2 separate regions of the Homo sapiens genome follow, and region 1 is linked to region 2. The links are chromatin contacts, found by Hi-C in ENCODE. All regions are on one chromosome and are shown on one strand. Each heading gives the region's core, a stretch centred on a gene start or an enhancer-like site at or near the end of the contact. The rest is flanking DNA. Distances are from core to core; before and after follow the strand shown. Region 1 holds the start of LIX1 (limb and CNS expressed 1). Region 2 overlaps LOC101929710 (a long non-coding RNA gene).

The links. Hi-C counts contacts between places; a loop is a spot of excess contacts on that map. Pooled maps may share reads with other maps.
Region 1: a map of A673 shows a loop between it and region 2 (5-fold over the local background). The contact joins the promoter of LIX1 here to the enhancer-like site in region 2. A Hi-C loop is called at or near these places in 1 of 168 maps with a recorded cell type or tissue (A673), 1 of 37 single-sample maps with no recorded cell type and 5 of 50 pooled maps.

The regions. Positions count from the first base shown.
Region 1 is chr5:97,140,962-97,145,963 of GRCh38, forward strand. It overlaps LIX1 (limb and CNS expressed 1), which reads right to left and starts at 1,650. Exons shown (of 6, transcript NM_153234.5): 1 at 1,534-1,650. The coding sequence starts at 1,615. RefSeq lists an enhancer at 1,597-1,666.
Region 2 is chr5:96,342,221-96,347,176 of GRCh38, forward strand. The region is part of intron 3 of LOC101929710 (a long non-coding RNA gene); the gene reads left to right. It overlaps LOC107986365 (a long non-coding RNA gene), which reads left to right. Exons shown (of 2, transcript XR_001742457.1): 2 at 1,295-2,129. It also overlaps a transcript of CAST not described here. Among named protein-coding and RNA genes, the nearest start is that of PCSK1, 89 kb to the right of the region's middle. Within about 2 kb of position 2,556, at least 2 of the 41 ENCODE cell types and tissues checked have a DNase peak (open chromatin) inside an H3K27ac peak, as active enhancers do.

The DNA of each region.
Region 1 (5,002 bases), core at 400-2,899, 800 kb after region 2:
GATGACAGAACTTAATGTATGCTTTATTGTAATCCTTTTTCTAGTCTATCTTCTTTTCTAAACTGTAAACAATCGCAGCAATTTAGTTCAGCTAAAAAATGAGCTATACAGTTTCACATTTGAACTTATTAAGTTTTCAATGGGCCAGTGAAAAACGTCCCCCCTATTTTTTTTTTAACTGCTTCCCCTATTTAAATGCTCAGCATAAGAACCCTGGTCCTATACAATTTATCCAAAGCTTGGGCAGCCCGAGAGCCCTTTTATCCCTCACTAGTGAATCAGTTCTATTGTAGGAGAGAGACATTCTTTCCTCCCCTTTTCGCTTAAAAAACATAACAAACCTGAATAGACTCCAGGCTAGAGTAGTGGAGAGAGTGATTTTTATTAGATCTAACATAGTTATTGGCAAATGCCTAAAGACAATATTTAAAAAGAGAGCTAGAGAAAGAAAAGGCTTTCACTTTATGCCTTAAAGGACAGATTGGTTACAATTTAACATCTAAGAGGAAAAATTTATAGAATTAAATGGCCTAACATTCCTCTTTCTTCAACATACATATGAGAAATCTAAGCTAAGAGGACATCTGGAATGGAACGTTATTCAGCAATCAGAAAGCAAAAATTCAAACCATTGATGTTTTGATGGAGACAAACACAACTAGATTCACAAAGAGGAAAGCTGCAACCTATTGAAGTTAAAAAAAATTCCATATGCATTTTACCTTTTGGGCAGTTCTATTTCAGAAGCCCTTTGTAATATGAAACCCACTGTAGATAAGATACAACATGAAGATAGTCTGTTTTGCAGCAGCAGGAAATCAAATTGGTTCCAGAAACGAAGTTATATGACAAATGGTTTAATAGTATTGCTAGAATTGGAAATCTTGATTGAATTATTTTTAAATCATTAAAAAAAAGATTTTGAAATAACTTTGCCATGCTGTATAAATTGGTGATGGTGGTAGGGGGTCCACACAGGGAGTGTTGCTGAGGTTAGGAGGCATCTCATTTTATTGGCCTTTTAACTAAAGCATTATAATCTGTTATCAAAATTTAAAAGTTCAGTGGTGATTTACTGTTAATTCTGGTTTGCAACAAATATTTTCAGACAAACACGATACTTGAATTAACATAGCTAATATGTGTTGTGGAGTATTAAACAGGTTAACAAATATTGATATATTCTAGTATCATTTCCAAATTATTTTTAGGTTTAATCTCAACACCAGTCAGCTTTGCTTTACTTAAAAAGCATCAGAAAAAGTTCATTAAGTCTTAGGCAGGTCTTGGATTGTAGAAGAGACTTCTAAGTAGTTAGCAAGATGTATCACTGACAGAATAACCCAGTGCCTAATGCCTGTAGGTGAAATGAAATCGTTCTTCTGGCTGAAGTCAGGAACAAGTTAAAATATCACTTAGAACACAGCATACGACTGCAGAGATTTAGGAGAAATCTTACTTAAATAGGATGTGACTTGACGTTTAGGACTATTTTCTAAAAAGTCAAAAAACTTTTCCCCCTTCAGTACTTACAGTCTTTGAAGACTAGAGCCGGATCTCTGTGAGGCAAGACTTGGGCAATGATGTGTCTCAGAGATTCCAAGGTTCTGTCCATCTTGGGTCTGCCTGTGTGAGCCTCCTGTACAGAGTGTCCTCATGCCTGAATTCTTGCAGTCCTGGGCTGAATTTCTGCAGCTCATTGATGCACTGGATTACCAAGGAATCCCTTTTAACATCTGCCAATCAGACATTTCCCAGAATCTAAAGACCCCTCAGGGGGCCCTCTTCCCAGGCTCACTTATCTTTGTTGTATGCTGAGCTAATTAGCTCGAAAGGCTGGCTGACAGGCGGGTTCCCATTGCTTTCTTCTGTTAAACACACCCACCTACAGGCTAGCTGGGGAAGCTCGCTAAATTATGAAAACAGCTTTCCTCTCCAACCAGATTTTGTCTGAATGCTGTGCAGCTTTCTGACTTGAGTATTTCTTCTGGCCCTCCATCTTCAATTGTGTTGCCCCCAGGAATATGGAATCAGGAAGGTTATTTCTCCAGGAAATTTCCTGAATGACAAGACAGCTTCCAGCTCAGGACTGCCAGCTATATGTTAACAGTATAATCCCTATAAATCTAAATTTTCAGTGTAATTCTTCTTTGGTAAAGGAGTGCTATAAAGATTATGGGGCTGGGTGCAGTTTATCATGCCTGTAATTCCAGCACTTTGGGAGGCTGAGGCGGGCAGATCGCTTGAGCCCAAGAGTTCCAGACCAGCCTGGGCAACATGGCGAAACCCTAACTCTACAAAAAATACAAAAATTAGCTGGGTGTGGTGGTGCATGCCTGTGATCCCAGCTACTTGGAGGGCTAAGGCAGGAGGATGGTTTGAGCCTGGAAAGTCGAGGCTGCAGTGAGCCCAGATTGTGCCACTGCACTCCAGCCTTGGTGACAAAGTAAGACCCTGTCTCAATTTTTTAAAAAAATCTTTCAATAACTACCTTAAGAAACATATATGTATTTTCTCGTCCTGTTTCTTTGTTTTATTTTTCTTTTTAATAGGGTCTCATACTGTCCTCCAGGCTGGAGTGCAGTGGCGTGATCATAACTCACCGCAGCCTTGACTCAAGTGAGGGGCTTGAGCCCTGGACTCAAGCAATCTTCCCATCTCAGCACCCCAAGTAGTTGGGAGGCACACGCCACCACGCCTGGCTAATTTTTAAATTTTCTGTAGAGATGGGGTCTCACTGTGTTGCCCAGGCTGGTCTCAAACTCCTGGGCTCAAGCAATCATCCTGTCTGGGCCCCCAAAGTGCTGCGATTACAGGCGTGAGCCACTGCACCCTGCCCTGAAATTTTTAATAATTATTAAGTGAAAGGAAGTGAATTACATCAGAATTAATTAAAGTCAACCTTGGGAATGATTCACTTTGAAGGGTAAATAGGGAAACAAATGTTCCCAGGCAAGCTGTAAGACAGTCTGTCAGGTTTTACTTGCCCCTGCCCAATAGAAGTGACTAAAATTTGGGAGGGTTGTGGGGGGTAACAAGCCTTGGCTTCCAGAAGAGTGGCTCCTGAATTCAAATGCAAGGCTTAATTTAGTCCCTAGCTGTATCCTTTTTTTTTTTTTTTTTTGAGACAGAGTCTCACTTTGTCATGCAGGCTGGAGTGCAATGGCATGATCCGGGCTCACTGCAGCCTTGACTTCTCAGTCTCAAACGGTCCTCCCACCTTAGGCTTTCTAGTAGCTGGGACCACAGGCCCACGCCACCGCACCTGGCTAATTTGTGTATTTTTAGTAGAGAGGGGGTTTCACCATGTTGCCCAGGGTGGTCTCAAACTCCTGGCCTCAAGTGATCCACCCATCTCGGCCTACCAAAGTGCTAGAATTACAGGCATGAGCCACCATGCCTGGCCTTTAAAGATCTTAAGAAAACAGAAATTCTTTTTCTACCTATTCATGATCTATACTACCTGTAACACTTTGTTAAATAATCTTTCCATAGAAGACATAAATATAAGTCACAGGATTCCTTTTCCATAATAAGGATTTATACCAGATATAAAATAACTAATTTTAGTGGTTGTAACCAATGTTACTTGTTGAAGGAGGTTGTTGAGGATTGTCAAACTTTTATTTAAAATATTTTTCCAGGGTAGCCACAAAGATTGCTTTCCAGTGTTTCTTCCAATTTTCAGATTCCATAACTAGGTTGTATTTTATGATGAACTGAAAGTAGACCTTTAAAGACTGTATAAAAATGAAATACCTTCCATGTGATCAGCTTCTTCAGCTAGTTTGTAGAAGAGCAGGCTTCATAAAAGGAAATAGATGGAACCGAACTAGAATAATAATTCCTATTATACTCACTGTATTAGTTCATGCTGCTAATAAAGACATACCCAAGACTGGGTAATTTATAAAGGAAAGAGGCTTAATTGACACACAGTTCAGCATGGCTGGGGAGGCCTCAGGAAACTTACAATTATGGTGGAAGGGGAGACAAACACATCCTTCTTCACATGGCAGCAGGAAGAAGAAGTGCCAAGCAAAGAGGCAAAACTCCTTATAAAACCATCAGATCTCATGAGAACTTACTCACTATCATGAGAACAGCATGGGGGTAATCACCCCCCTGATTCAATTACCTCCCATCAGGTCCCTCACACCACACGTGGTGATTATGGGAACTACAATTCAAGATGAGATTTGGTTCCAGGTGTGGTGGCTCACACCTGTAATCCCAGCACTTTGGGAGGCCGAGGCAGGCGGGTCACCTGAGGTCAGGAGTTCGAGACCAGTCTGGCCAACATGGTGAAACTCCAGCTCTACTAAAAATACAAAAATCAGCTGGGCGTGGTGGTGCATGCCTGTAATCCCAGCTACTCGGGAGGCTGAGGCAGGAGAATTGCTTGAACCTGGGGAGGCAGAGGTTGCAGTGAGCCGAGATTGTGCTGCTGGACTCCAGCTGGGGCAACAGAGTGAGACTCTGTCTCAAAAAAAAAAAAAAAAAAAGGATGAAATTTGGGTGGGGACGCAGCCAAACCATATCATGACTATCACTTAGCAAATGCCCGCAGGGAGTATATGCCACACAGAACACAGACACAGGGTTGCCCCAGAGTGCAAAGACATTGTATAAGATAAGAACTTGAAAGAAGTGGCCCTTCATGTTAAGACATTTTCTTTAAACAGGGTCCCAAAGTGCACTTTATATGAGCTGTGCCAAATAGGAAATTGTCAATGTCCTTGCTGTCCAGGAGTTTATCATCTAAAACAGAAATTAGATGCTTTGTGGACAAAAAAGCTATTATCCATTGATTGGACACAAAGTATAAATGAAGTACTTTCAATGTGATATTGAATTGAAAACCAAGATATTTAATATCACCACTAGAGAACCAAGAAAAATGATATGGACTTCTCAAAGAAGTAAGCCTGATAATATTAAAAAAAAAAGAAATGTTTGGATTTCAGTCAATAAATGGGCATTTCTATATGCTTAAATATAA
Region 2 (4,956 bases), core at 1,306-3,805:
TTTAAATATGACTTCATAGACAAATAGGATAATAAAAAGGAAATAAACAGAAAAACTTAACTCATCTGCTTTTTCATTGTTGGTTGGGGGTGTTTTTGAGGCAGTGGTTCCCCAACTTTTAGCACATATGGAAACCAGCTGGGGATTGTTAAAACAGAGTGCTGGGCCCACCCCCATATTTTCCAATGCAGCGGGGCTGGATTGGGGCCTGAGAATTTACATTTTGAACAAGTGCTCAGGTGAGGCTGGGGCTGCTGATCTGGAAGCCACTCTTGGAGAACCACTGTCCTTAGAAGACGCATTGCTGCCTGGCTTCTGCCTACCTGCCTTTAAGCCAGGTCCATATTTCAGGTCTATTTGGAGACTTGTCAAAGGACAGACCCTAATTATAAAATGGAAAGGCAGCTAGTCCCATACATAAGATTGAATTGAATTCTCTTTTTCTTGCAAGCTAGCATAGATTGGTTCTTCCCTCATAGCTAGCCGTATGACTCCTTCTCATTGAGATCACCCAGCCATATCTCCTCAATTCTTTATTTCCCACATTTGCACATCTCTGAAAATGGGATGTGTTTCACAATCATGCCACAAACGCCCTGAGCCTACGGGAATCCTGTTGTACTTGTTCATAGTATCATTGCTTCACTGAGTTATGTGCATTTTTGGTACCGCATAAGTTGATTCCATTGCCATTTAAAATGTCTTTAAAATTATGATACTGTAATTGAGCATTGAGACAAAAAGTTATTGTGTATGAAGAAAGGTGTGGGAATAGGGCAATGAAGCTTACATTTGGTATTGAAGGAAATATTTTGTTTCTAGAAGAATGATCACAATTTCATATTTTTAAAAAGAGCTATTAACAGTTTTATTTTAAAATAGCAACATGTACAATGCACTCATACATAGTTTGCAATTGTTAAAATGATGATGAAAATCTTTAACCTCACTAAAAAAAAACACATTTACAGATTTTAAAAATTCTTTTAGGGGGTACACAAGATAAAAATTTAAAGACCTCAGCTGTAGATTGCAATTTTCCAAATGGATCTCACAATACTGGCACCTAGCCAAAATAAATTCTTTAACCAAAGATAGGAAAATGAGAAAGTAGGACAACTTATTGATTTTTTAATAAAATGATGTTAAATGTTTTCAGTTTAAAGTTCTGTTCTATTTTCTGAAATTAAGGTGCTTGCTACCTTTTTAGGGGGTTGAGAGGAGTTTAGTTTGAAAATAATGATGTTAATATTAACATGCTTTTCTTTTTTCATTTCTACATTGCCTTTGAAAGCAACAGCTATGTGCTTTACAGGGCTTGCCTAAGGAGGCTACCTGTAAGGAGAAGAAGCTGAGTTTCATTTTGCTACTGAGAAACACACAAAGGATTGCCTTTAACTTCCTAAGCATTGCAACTGAAAGCAGAAGAAATTGCCAGATCCCTGCTGATTTATGAAATGCATTTCAAAGCCACAGAACTACCATTTTAGGCATTGCAGCACAATTTAATTGGCATTATTTTTCTTACTGGTCCAGAAAATAATGGTGTGATTTACAAATGTTGATGTCTTCAATTTGATCAAACACTGTATTTAAAATTGTATACCTCTTCCTGCTGATCTACTTTATCCTGCTCTACTGCACTATATGATTCACTAATTAACTCTAAATTTACCATCAGTCTCCTTCAGCTGGAAGATGAGCTCCTTGAAGGCAAGCATCTTTGTTTATTCATCGTAGGGTCTAGATAAACCAATGTTTAATACATAATTGTTGAATGAATTAATGACTGAAGGAATTGGATCGTAACCCCTACTTGAATGTAATTTTACACTTACCCTTGTGACCTTGATAGAACTAATAGTCCTGCCTTTGTCAGGCTGGCAGCTTTATGTCAAATCTACATTTTGGGTGTGTAGGAAGACTGGCCAAGGGACAATATCAAAGGCTAGTACCGCAAGCCCTAAAGCAATAGTGAAGAGTGACATAGTTTCTAGTGATGAGTCTGTATGTATAGGAGGGAAGTGGGCATTGGGATGAGGAAGGAATCAAGGATTATTCTCTTATAGCCATGGATATATTCAAATGTGTGGAATGAATGGATGAGTAAATGCAACATTTGACAATTTCTCCAAATATGGTTTTTTTTCTCATGTACTAATGGTTATATTTTTTAAGTGGTAATCTCATTACCTCTCCAAGACCAAGCAAGACATCAATCAAATTGTGTGAGAAGCAAATTCACACATTAACTTAACCATGAAAGCAAGCAGTGGCTCATGTGCCATGAAAAGAATTCAGATTCAAAGGAATGCGAATCAGGTAGCAGGCTGAGTAAATATTCTCACAATCAGACTATTCTCACAATCAGACCTTGACCTAGTGAGAAATTAAACATACTCTACTTTTCCTTTAGTCTTCATTTATTTTTGCTTAAGTTTGTGGGGGATATGCTGGCTTAATTTGCATCTGATGATTGTATTTCTTCTTGGGAGAAATGGAACAAGTGACTAATACCTACCAGGTGGATGGCAGGTAGGCAGAGGTGAATGGAAGCAGAGCCAACACATTTTCTGTGCCAAGTACAATTCCCCAGGCTGAATTATATTTCAAATTTGTTTGCATTGGTTCTTTCATTATTGCTTACACAAATAGAGCTGAAAAACCACATGGTTAAGTACAGAATACCGTGATATAATGACTTGTAGACACAAGGGGTCAGCATTTGAACACAGATGATTTGGTCGAAGTCTTGCCTTGTTCCCTTCTGCTGCTCTACTCTGGCTTGATGTGCTTATGTGTATGAGGGTAGATATGGAAATGAAATTCAATTTGTATTTTGCACATCGCTTTCTTTTCCAGTTTAGAATTTTGAGATCTCCCTTTTATATTTAATCAGTCTGTTATTGTCATGGGAGATGATATCTAACAAGGAGTCTTACCAGTCTCACTGGCCCCAATGGTTTCAGCAAACTTCAGTGACCTCCAGATATACGCTAATTTTTCTCTTCCCAAAAGAGCTTCTTAACCTAATCTACTCTTTTTTGAAGAGTCTTAACCTAACCTACTCTTTTTTGAAGAGTCCCTAATCTATGCTTGCTTAATACATGTGTTGGATGATACACTATTTTACTGATACAAATCTACCAGAAACAGGAGATTTGTGGTTGGAGAGATTGTATCTTGATTCTGAGCTTATTCTGAGCTTTCGACTTAGCATTGGGCTCCATTATAATTGCTCTGTCTTTGATCTGTCCTTTCACTTTCTACGTCTAACTCAGTGCAAATGCATGCTACAGTATCTCTTAAGAAACACTATATTATTCCCATAATTAAAAATTATTACAGTAAAATTCACTTTTTTGGGTGTACAGTTCCTTAGCTGGGTATCACTGGCTCAGGGTCTCATGAAGCTGTAATTGAGATGTCAGCCAGAGCTGCTCTCCCATCTGAAGGCTTAACTGAGGGAGAATCCACATTTGCTCATGTGGCTATGGGTGGGATTCAGTTCCTCAGGGACTGTTGGACTAGGGACTTCAGTTCCCTGCTGGCTGTTGCTGGAGGCTTCCCTCAGTTCCTTGTCATATCTCCATAGGGCAGAGTGACCCAGATGACACAGCTTGTTTCCACACAGGTGAGAAAGTGAGAGACTGAGAGAAAGATGAAAGTCAGGGTGTTTTTGTAACCCATGTAAAAGTGACATCCCATCATGTTTACTGTATTCTATTTATTGGAAGCAAAAGTAGGGAGGATTACACAACAGTGTGAACATCAGAAGGCAGGGATCACTGGGGACCATTTTAGAGGTTGCCACCATAAAGGCTGTCACAATGATCCAATTGAGAAATGATGGAGTTTGCATTTGGGTGGTGCCAGTAGGCTAACATCCTCCGATTGCAAAATATGAGTGACATTTAGAAGAATAAAATTGCTAAAACATGATGGTTGATTGGCTATGGTAGATAAAGGAATAAAAAATTTTGAAGAAGACTCCAGATTTCGGGCTTGAGCTCCTGAGTAGATGGCAGTACTATTCACTTATAATGATATTCTGCAGGAAGGCAGAGATCGTGACTGCTGTTTCGGACATATTAGCTTGCAAGTACCTGTGAGGCATCTAATTTGAATATCAGGCAGGTGGTTAGATATTCAGATTTTGAGCTTATAAGAAAGTTGTGGATCAGATAATGGATTTGGCTTTTGTCACTGTAGAGATTGTAATTGAAGCCTGTCTTAGGTCCAGTTTCTAGGAGCACAAATTTCCCAAATAACAAGTGAGTCAGTAGGAATGAAGTGAACAGACTCTTTCTAGTTCTACCCCTTGACTCCTGGATTCGTATATTCTACCACTGGATACACAGTACCACATAATGACCATTGGTAGAAGGTATATACTACATCCTAAAGCAACACCCAAACCTCATAATGTATCGTCTGTAAGCTGGCACCTCAGTTGTGACTTTAAGAAACTGTTCCAATCTCTATCAAAATAGCAATATCTGGGCTATACAGTATGTGGGAATTGGTGGGTTCCATACTCACGCACCTGTTCTGTGACCCCCATCTGTCATAAGTTGGCTTCCTGGTCTGATGCAATATTATTCAGGATTCCATGTCAGTAAATCAAGTACTCTGTGAGTCTTTGAATAGTAGGTGTGAATTGAGGCACTGCGGGCAGAAAGGCAAACCTATACCCAGAAAATATGCTATTCCTGGATAAGACAAATCACTTCTCTTTTCAAGGTAGAAAAGGAATTATTTGCAACTAAATGGTGTCTTCTTGAGAGATAGCATACTGGGCATCTTTCAGACGGGTTTCAGCAGTGGCAGTAACTAGATCAGCATTGGTGGGAGGGAGACCCTTCCACTGGGCTCACGCAGAGCCTCCATTTGAATATCCGTGACTATTCTTTGAGGAGGCCCAGTGTGCCAGCCCTGGTGTGGCCAGGGCTACCT